Linked DNA regions of Homo sapiens: region 2 is linked to region 1. A link is an interaction called in ENCODE POLR2A ChIA-PET data of the cell type or tissue named here. Cell type or tissue: Caco-2. All regions are shown on one strand. Links, peaks and the distances in the headings refer to the core of each region. The heading gives the core; the rest is flanking DNA.

Region 1 (5,375 bases), core at 313-5,312:
ATAGAAGTAATGGAATTATTTTGTAAGGAATTTTCTCAGTAATACAAAAAGGAGTTCTGGATCAGTTAAAGTCCAGTAGGAACAGATAGCCTAACCAATTTTTTTGAAAGAAGCACTGAATAAAACAACTATTTACAACATTTGCTTTTTATTTTATTTTTTTATTTTTATTTATTTTTTTGACACAGTCTCACTCTGTCACCCAGGCTGGAATGAAGTGGCGTGAGATCTTGGCTCACGGCAAACTCCAGCTCCCAGGACCAACAATTCTCGTGCCTCAGCCTCCTGAGTAGCTGGGATTACAGACCTGTGCCACCAAGCCTGGATAATTTTTGTATTTTTAGTAGAGACAGAATTTCGCCATGTTGGCCAGGCTGGTCTCAAACTACTGGTCTCAAGTGATCCACCTGCCTCGGCCTCCAAAAGTGCTGGGATTACAGGTGTGAGCCACCGCTCCCGGCTTATTTACAACATTTATATAGGATGTAGAGAATCCATAAGTTATATTGCAGAACCCAGGTTTAACAAAGTAGGAAGCAAAGGAAGGGGGTGATTTCTTGCACTTGGGTTGGAGAAGAGCAAATATTGTATGGAAAGGGCTAATTCACAGGAGGAACTATGACCTTCATTCAGGTGAGAGAAAGGGCCAGCCAGCCTGCTGGAAACCCCTCAGTAAAAAAGTTAGGGAATAAGTACCCTAACTTCATTCTCTGCCCTTTCTGAAAATCCTTGCCAGTCCCTCCCCACTGACCAAATTCAGCTGGAGAAGCCGGGCGCGGTGACTCACGCCTGTAATCCCAGCACTTTGGGAGGCCAAGGTGGGCAGATCACCTGAGGTCAGGAGTTTGAGACCAGCCTGACCAACAAGGAGAAACCCCGTCTCTACTAAAAATACAAAATTATCCAGGCATGGTGGTGCATGCTTGTAATCCCAGCTACTCGGGAGGCTGAGGCAGAAGAATCGCTTGAACTCTGGAGGCGAAGGTTGCGGTGAGCTGAGATTGTGCCATTACCCTCCAGCCTGGGCAACAAGAGTGAGACTCTGTCTCAAACAAAACAGAACAAACAAACAGACAGACAGACAAACAAACCAACCCAGCTGGAAGCCAGAGGCAATGGAGCTCACTGATGTGATGTACATAGGTCAGTCTCCCAGAGTACAGAACAGAGAAGAGAGCAGATCTAGGCCAGGCGCGGTGGCTCACACCTGTAATCCCAGCACTTTGGGAAGCCAACGCGGGTGGATCACCTGAGCTCAGCAGTTCGAGACCAGCCTGACCAACATGGTGAAACCCCGTCTCTACTGAAAATATAAAAATTAGCCGGGCGTGGTGGCACGCACCTGTAATCCCACCTGATCAGGAAGCTGAGGCAGGAGAATCACTTGAACCCAGGAGGCGGAGGTTGTAGTGAGCTGAGATCGAGGCACCGCACTCCAGCTTGGGTGACAGAGTGAGAATCTGTCTCAAAAAAAAAAAAGAGAGTGGATCTAGAGGAGCAAATCAATAAAGGACACGCAGCATAGGTCCCTATTACTCTTTCCTCTTGTTTTTTTTTTTGTTTTTGTTTTTGTTTTTGGAGTCTCGCTGTCTTGCCTGGGCTGGAGTGCAGTGGAGCAATCTTGGTTCACTGCAACCTCCACCTCTTGGGTTCAAGCGATTCTTCTACCTCAGCCTCCTGAGTAGCTGGGACCACAGGCACATGCCACCACGCCCGTATAATTTTTGTATTTTTAGTAGAGACGAGTTTTCCCCATGTTGGCCAGGCTGCTCTCCAGCTCCTGACCTCAGGTGATCCACCAACCTTAGCCTCCCAAAGTGCTGGGATTACAGGCCTGAGCCACCATGCCCTTTCCTCTTTTTTCAGTTCAGCCCAGGTCTTGAGCTGTTTGCCTCAACTTATCTTGCCTTTCATTTTCTGACCAGTTTCTGACCTTACCATCTTGTAACCCCTAAACTATTTTTTTTTTTTGAGACGGAGTCTTGCTCTGTTGCCCAGGCTGGAATGCAGTGGCCCAATCTTGGCTCACTGCAACCCCCGCCTCCTAGGTTCAAGCAAGTCTCCTGCCTCAGCCTCCTGAGTAGCTGGCACCACAGGTGTGAGCCACCACTTCTGCCTAATTTTTGTATTTTTAATAGAGATGGGGTTTCACCATGTTAGCCAGGCTGGTCTCGAACTCCTGACCTCAAGTGATCTGCCGGCCTGGGCCTCCCATAGTGCTGGGATTATAGGCATGAGCCACCACATCAGGCCTAAACTTATTCCTTTTGGAAAACTGAAGATGATTCTTGGAAGACAATGCTTGTCACTGCTTCTTACTTGTGACTTCTGGTTTCCTTCCTTCCTCATCCCTTTGATCAAGATGTTTTCATCTGCTGTGGGTTGCCTTACCCAGTACAGCATGCACTCTGGAACACCACTTAAACAAAGGCCCTCATAGGAAGTGCCCCTGCTATATTTGCTTTGGCCCTGTGAGTAGCAGCTGGATGTCACAGACTGAGATAGGAAGCACTTAATTGTGGCCGACTAATGACTCAGACGTGACACTAGTTCTGTTTACTTCCATCCCCCTTTCTTGCCTGGCAACCACTCTTATGAATAGATTAAGATCACCATGAACAAAGACACTGAACTCCAAACAACCAGGTTCAAAGGATATCTCATCAGAGGAGGGATGAAAATGATTGGAGAGACTATATGAACTTGAAAAGCTAGTATTTCTTGCCTATGCTGGATGATGAAATTTTAAAAAGAAAAAAAAGGCAGGCTAGTTAAGAGTTCTGGCACGCACAGGAAAGATAAGCTCCAATTTCAGAATAGTGGTTACCGCTGGAGAGAGAAGGAAAAGAGATACAGAAGTGAACAGGGATTTTCAACTGGGGCTATATTTTAGTATTATTATTTTTTATTTTTTTAATTTTAATTTTAATTTTTTTTTGAGATGGAGTTTCGCTCTTGTTGCCAAGGATGGAGTGCAATGGCATGATCTGGGCTCACTGCAACCTCTGCCTCCCAGGTTCAAACGATTCTCCTGCCTCAGTCTCCCGAGTAGCTGAGATTACAGGTGCCTGCCACGGCACCCAGCTAATTTTTTTTTTTTTTTTTTTTTTTTTTTGAGACGCAGTCTTGCTCTGTCGCCCAGGCTGGAGTGCAGTGGCTTGATCTCGGCTCACTGCAACCTCTGCCTCCTGGGTTCACGCCATTCTCCTGCCTCAGCCTCCGGAGTAGCTGGGACTACAGGCGCCTGCCACCATGCCCGGCTAATTTTTTGTATTTTTAGTAGAGACAGGATTTGACCGTGTTAGCCAGGATAGTCTCAATCTCCTGACCTCGTGATCCGCCCGCCTCGGCCTCCCAAAGTGCTGCGATTACAGGCGTGAGCCACCGCCCTGGCCAATTTTTTTTTTTTTTTTGAGACGAAGTCTTACTCTGTCTCCCAGGATGGAGTGCAGTGGTGCAACCTCGGCTCACTGCAACCTCTGCCTCCCAGGTTCAAGTGATTCTCCTGTCTCAGCCTCCCTAGTAGCTGAGATTACAGGTGTGTGCCACCACGCCTAGATAATTTTTGTATTATTATTAATTTTTTTAGTAGAGATGAGGTTTTACCATGTTGGCCTGGCTGGTCTTGAACTCCTGACCTCGTGATCCACCCCACCCTTGGCCTCCCAAAGTGTTGGGATGAGCCACCGAGACCGGCCTATATTTTATTTTTTAATAAACGAAATTCTGAAGCAGATAGAAGAAAATGCTAGAATTTAATAATAGTGAATGAATAAGTATTACTTATGAAATTCTTTGTTCTTTCTTATTAGAGACAGGGTCTTGCTCTGTCACCCAGGCTGGAGTGCATGGCACAATCATAGCTCACTGCAGCCAAGTGATGTTCCTAAGTAGCTAAGTCTTTGTCCTTTTCTATGTGTGGAGAGTATGGCTGAGGAAAGTAGAACAGGGAGGCCTTCCTCACAGATGTGACAAGGGAACTTAGACAGGATGTAAAGAATAGTGCAATTATTTGTCTGCAAGGGTCCAGATGTTGCACTGGAGCATGTTGCTTTAGTCCAGCTGAGGCCTCAATGAACTCCGGAATCGTGATAACACTGGCAGGGTGGAGGCTGTATAAAGGCTGCATGTCTAGCCTTGCTCTACAAAGGAGACAGTTCTCTGTAGTAGATAGGAGCCAGTCTATAAAGCCAGCCTGCTTGGGGCCAGATCTTGGTTCTGGCACTTACTAGCTGTGTCACTTCACTTCTCTGTATCTCAGTTTCCTCATCTGTGAATGTGATGAGAATGTCACCCTACATCAACAGGTTGTTGTGAGGATTATGGCCACAAACTAAATTTTATGCTATTTTTTGCCATCTATTATCCTTCCAGATGAGCTGAACAAATGGGAACAGTTCTCTAGCATAAGGATTGGCAAACTTTAAATTTTCCTTTTCCTTCTTTCTTTCCTTCCTTTCTTCCTTCCTTCCTTCCCTCCCTCCCTCCTTCCCTCCTTCCCTCCTTCCTTCCCTCCTTCCTCCCTCCCTCCTTCCCTCCTTCCATCCCTCCCTCTCTCCTTCCTTTCCCCCTCCCTCCTTCCCTCCCTCCCTCCCTCCTTCCCTCCCTCCCTCCTTCCCTCCTTCCTTCCCTCCTTCCTCCCTCCCTCCTTCCCTCCTTCCATCCCTCCCTCTCTCCTTCCTTCCTTCCTTCCTTCCTTCCCCTCTCTCTCTCTTTCTTTCCTTTTTTTTGAGACTGAGTCTCACCTTGTCATCCAGGCTGCAGTGCAGTGACAAAATCACTGCAGCCTTGACCTCCCGGGCTCAAGCAATTCTTCTACCTCAGCATCCTGAATAGCTGGGACTACAGGTGCTCAACAGCACGCCTGCCTAATTTTTTTTTTTTTTTTTTTTTTGAGACGGAGTCTCCCTCTGTCGCCCAGGCTGGAGTGCAATGGCATGATCTCAGCTCACTGCAACCTCCGCCTCCTGGGTTCAAGCGAGTCTCCTATCTCAGCCTCCCGAGTAGCTGGGATTACAGGCATGCACCACCACGCCCGGCTGATTTTTGTATTTTTAGTAGAGATGAGGTTTCACTATGTTGGCCAGGCTGGTCTCGAACTCCTGACCTCAGGTGATCTGCCTGCCTCGGTCTCCCAAAGAGCGAGATTCGGTCTCAAAAAAAAAATGGTGGACAGCCTAGATTATTTGGGGTGAGTGGTACACATGCCTAGGCTCTGTTTGGACTCTTACTAAAAACTATACTGTCCCTTTCTTCAATAAAGAAGACATTTTGTTTCCTTAATACAAGCTGGGGACCATATCTCCACCATTGCGACCCTCCCTAAGCAGATTCTGCTCGTATCCCTCCACTTGCATTACCCCAAGACTCAGGAC
Region 2 (5,375 bases), core at 121-5,120, 61 kb before region 1:
GTGAGCTGAGATTGTGCCACTGCACTCCAGCCTGGGGGACAGAGTGAGACTCTGTCTAAAAAACCAAACCAAACCAAAAAAAAAAAAAAGACTGCTGGGCGCAGTGGCTCACACTTGTAATCCCAGCACTTTGGGAGGCTGAGGCGGGCTAATCACGAGGTCAGGAGATGGAGACCATGGTGAAACCCCGTCTCTACTAAAAATACAAAAACATTAGCCAGGCGTGGTGGCGGGCACCTGTAGTCCCAGCTACTTAGAGAGGCTGAGGTAGGAGAATGGCATGAACCCAGGAGGCGGAGGTTGCAGTGAGCTGAGATCGCACCACTGCACTCCAGCCTGGGCGACAGAGCGAGACTCCGTCTCAAAAAAAAAAACAGAAATGTTAACTATAGAATGTTGAAGGGGGGGGGGGGATTAAAACAACCTGTAGACAATATGATCGTCATTATTCTATTTCATAAATTTTCTATAATAAACACATATCTCTGGCCAGGCACGGTGGTTCATGCCTGGAATCCCAGCACATTGGGAGGCCGAGGCGGGCAGATCACATGAGGTCAGGAGCAAGACTCCGTCTCAGAAAAATAAATAAATACATAAAATAAAATAAGCCAGGTGTGGTAGCACACCTGTAGTCCCAGCTACTTGGGAGGCTGAGGCAGAAGAATCGCTTGAACCTGGGAGGCGGAGGTTCAGTGAGCCAAGATCTCACCACTGCACTCCAGCCTGGGTGACAGAGCTAGACTCTGTCTGAAAAATATATATATTATATATGTAATATATTTTACATATTATATTGTGTTATATATTATATATATTTTACATATATTGTATTATATATTATATATAATATATTATACATGTAATATATTATATACTATATTATATATATCATACATTATTATATACATATTATATATTTTGATATTATATATGATATATCATATATTATATATTAATCATATATAATATATTGTATATAATATAATTTATATCATATATATTATATATCATGTATAATATATATTATATAATATATATAGAAACACATATTTCTTTTATAACTTAAAATACTCAAAGGCCGGCACAGTGGCTCATGCCTGTAATCCTGGCACTTTGGGAGGCCAAGGCGGGCAGATCACATGAGGTCAGGAGTTCAAGACCAGCCTGGGCAACATGGTGAAATCCTGTCTCTACTTAAAATACAAAAAAGGCTGGGTGTGGTGGCTCACACCTGTAATCCCAGCACTTTGGGAGGCTGAGGTGGGTGGATCACGAGGTCAGGAGTTCGAGGCCAACCTGGTTAACATGGTGAAACCCCGTCTCTACTAAAAATACAAAAATTAGCCAGTTGTGGTGGCGTGCGCCTGTAATCCCAGCTACTCGGGAGGCTGAGGCAGGAGAATTGCCTGAACCCAGGAGGCGGAGTCTGCAGTGAACAGAGATCGCAGCCATTGCACTCCAGCTCTGGGCGACAGAGCAAGACTCTGTCTCCGAGGGGAAAAAAAGAGATACCAAAAAAAAAAAAATTAGCCAGGTGTGGTAGCACACGCCTGTAATCCCAGCTACTTGGGAGGCTGAGTCACCAGAATTACTTGAACCCAGGAGGTGGAGGTTGCAGTGAGCTGGGATCATGCACTGAACTCCAGCCTGGGTGACACAGCAAGACAATGTCTCAAAAACAAATAAATAAAATAAAATATTCAAAATACCCTTTTATTTTTTTTGAGTCGGAGTCTCGCTCTGTAGCTCAGGCTGGAGTGCAGTGGCGCAATCTCGGCTCACTGCAAGGTCCGCCTCCCGGGTTCACACCATTCTCCTGCCTCAGCCTCCCAAGTAGCTGGGACTACAGGCGCCTGCCACCACGCCCAGCTAATTTTTTGTATTTTTTTTTTTTTTTAGCAGAGAGGGGTGCCAGGATGGTCTAGATCTCCTGACCTCGTGATCCGCCCGCCTCAGTCTCCCAAAGTGCTGGGATTACAGGCGTGAGCCACCACGCCCGGCCTTAAAATACCCTTTTTATGTTTTGAATTCAACACCTAAAATAACATATCAAAAATGTGAACATGTAAAGAAAGATGGGGTCATTGACATGCACAATCCCACAGCTAATTGGAAACAAAGTCAATAACCTGTACTGTGGTACCCAACGTAGGGCTCTTTCCAAACACTGTAGCACATGACCTCTAAGATACAGAAACAGTATTTGTTAAATTCTAAAGTATTTTTTATCTTATCACTACTGTTTGTCTCTTCATATCTACTCACACAATGTCCTTTAATAGTGCTAACAGGTTACATTTTATAAAACTATTACCAGATTATCTCACAGAGATAAAGCTTGAGAATTGACAGCTCATGATAATCTCCCAGCCTCAAAAGAACAATGGAAAAACAAACAAACACACAAAAGCAAAATAAAAACAGACGAACATAAAAAAGCAAAAAAAAAAAAAAAAGAAGAAAGGCGGCCTGGTGTGATGGCTCGCGCCTGTAATCCCAGCACTTTAGGAGGCCAACGCAGGCAGATCACGAGGTCAGGAGAATGCGACCATCCTGGCTAACATGGTGAAACCCTGTCTTTACTAAAACACACACACACACACACACGGTGAAACCCTGTCTTTACTAAAACACACACACACACACACACACACACACACACACACACACACACACACACGAGAATGCGACCATCCTGGCTAACATGGTGAAACCCTGTCTTTACTAAAACACACACACACACGGTGACACCCTGTCTTTACTAAAACACACACACACACACACACACACACACACACACACACACACACACTCTAAGCCGGGTGTGGTGGCGGGTGCCTGTAGTCCCAGCTACTTGAGAGGCTGAGGCAGGAGAATGGCGTGAAGCCGGGAGGCAGTGCCTGCAGTGAGCCAAGATCGCGCTACTGCACTCCAGCCTGGGCAACAGAGCCAGACTCCGTCGTCTCAAAAAAAAAAAAAAAAAAAAAAAAAACAGAAGAAAGGCATTTGTTTTGCCATATTTATCCTTGGAATCCTACCACATACTACAATGAATGCCTGGAACACATTAAGTGCTCAATGAATGTTTATTTCATAAACTGTAGGTTTTGCTCTCTGCTAATACTACCTACCAGACTTAAATATTAGACCAAACAAAAACAGTGAAATATCATTATTTTATCGCTAAACATTTACAATATAAATACAGGATTTACTAAAGAAATTAATGTTTACAATGAAATAAAAGGAGAACATTTATTTACTAAATTAGTAAATTTATTTAGTAAAATTTATGTTACTAAAATATTTTAAGCACTATACAAATTAGCTGGTCCATTAATTATAATAATTTTGAGAAACTGCTCACTTCCTGAAAATGAAAAAAAAAAGGAAGACAAAATAAAATAAAAACCAAAGAAAAAAATAATAATTCTTAACTATTGAAATGGTCCTGGCTAACCTTTAGATATTATTACTTTGTCAGCCTAGTTGGAATCATCCAATGCACTAGAAAGCAATAAAATTACAGGTATAGTACAAGGGCCACTAGACTAGAACCTAGACTCTAGTCCAAGCTTTGCTAATAATCAGATATATTACGGTGGGCAATATTTTTTTTGAGTCTTAATCTATTTCTAAAAACGAGACAGCTGGGCCAGGTGCAGTGACTCACTTTTTCACCTGAGGTCCCAGCACTTTTTCACCTGAGGTCGGGAGTTTGAGACCAGCCTGACCAACATGGAGAAACCCCGTCTCCACTGAAAATACAAAATTAGCCGGGCGTGGTGGCGCATGCCTGTAATCCCAGCTACTCGGGAGGCTGAGGCAGGAAACTGCTTGAACCTGGGAGGCAGAGGTTGAGGTGAGCCGAGATCGCACCATTGCACTCCAGCCTGGGCAACAAGAGTGAAACTCCATCTCAAAACAAAAACAAAACTAGACAGCTGAACTCCTAATCACTATAAACTGTTTTAGTCTTAACTTTTTATTTGTTTTTGAGGTGGAGTCTCACTCTGTGGCCCAGGCTGGAGTTGAATGTTGCGTTCTCAGCTCACGGCAACCTCCGCCTCATGGGCTCAAGTGGTTCTCCTGCCTCAGCCTCCCAAGTAGCTGGGACTACAGGGGTGTACCGCCACACCCAGCTAATTTTTGTATTTTTAGTAGAGATGGGGTTTCACCATGTTAGCCAGGCTGGTCTTGAACTCCTGACCTCAGGTGATCCGCCCACCTCAGCCTCCCAAAGTGCTGGGATTACAGGTGAAAGCCACCGCACTTGGCCCTAGTCTTAACTTTTTTAAAAAATATGTTCTTATCTACAAAGAGTCTACAATTCAGATTTTTGTTTCTTTGTTTTGTTTGAGACAGGGTCTCACTCTTTCGCCCAGGCTGGAGTACAGTGGCCCAATCATGGCTCACTGCAGCCTCCACCTCCCAAGGCTCAGGTGATCCTCCTGCCTCAGCTCCCCAAAGTAGCTAGGACTACAGGCACAAGCCAGCACGCCCGGCTAATTTTTGTATTTTTATTAGAGAGAGGGCTGCGCCATGTTGCCCAGGCTGCAGATATTTTCCTTGTGTCAATTTTTTTTTTTTTCGGGACAAAGGTGCACTGTTGTCACCCAGGCTGGAGTACAGTGGTGCAATCTCGGCTCACTGCAGCCTCTGCCTCCTGGGTTCAAGCAGTTCTCCTGCTTCAGCCTCCCATGTAGCTGGTACTACAGGTGCACGCCACCACACCCGGCTAGTTTTTTTAGTAGAGGTGGGGTTTCACCATGTTGGCCAGTCTGGACTCCAACTCCTGACCTCAGGTGATCTGCCCGCCTTGGCGTCCCAAAGTGCTGGGATTACAGACATGAGCCACAGCGTCAGGTGTCAAATTTTTCTTGTGGTTTATTAAAAAAAAGGGACCTAATTAGCCAGGTGTGGTGGTGGGCACCTGTAATCCCAGCTACTTGGGAGGCTGAGGCAGAAGAATCACTTGAACCTGGGAGGCGGAGGTTGCAGTGAGCTGAGATGGTGCCATTGCACTCCAGCCTGGGAAACAAAAGCGAAACTCTGTCTCAAAAAAAAAAAAAATGGACTGGCCAGGCGAGGTGGCTCATACCTTTAATCCCAGCACTTTGGGAGGCCGAGGCGGGTGCATCACCTGAGGTCAGGAGTTCGAGATCAGCCTGGCCAACATGGGGAAACCCGGTGTCTACTAAAAATACAAAAATTAGCCAGGCGTGGTGGCGCATGCCTGTAGTCCTAGCTACTGGGGAGGCTGAGTAGCTTGAACCCAGGAGGCGGAGGCTGCAGTGAGTCAAGATAGGGCCACTGCACTCCAGCCTGGATGACAGAGTAAGACTCCGTCTCAAAAAAAAAAATTAATTAAT

What was found. Peaks named below come from ENCODE experiments on the same cell type or tissue, not always from the same donor. Only the 100,000 strongest peaks of a DNase experiment are listed, where the experiment ranks them.
Region 2: POLR2A ChIA-PET joins it to region 1 with 12 read pairs; 8 of 35 experiments call an interaction of 5 or more read pairs at or near these places.

Annotation. Positions count from the first base shown.
Region 1 is chrX:123,800,827-123,806,201 of GRCh38, reverse strand. No RefSeq gene overlaps it. Among named protein-coding and RNA genes, the nearest start is that of XIAP, 57 kb to the left of the region's middle. In Caco-2, for the core only: no CTCF peak of the experiment used is centred there; a DNase peak (open chromatin) is centred at 2,491.
Region 2 is chrX:123,862,076-123,867,450 of GRCh38, reverse strand. The region is part of intron 1 of XIAP (X-linked inhibitor of apoptosis); the gene reads right to left. Among named protein-coding and RNA genes, the nearest start is that of XIAP, 4.7 kb to the right of the region's middle. In Caco-2, for the core only: no CTCF peak of the experiment used is centred there; no DNase peak of the experiment used is centred there.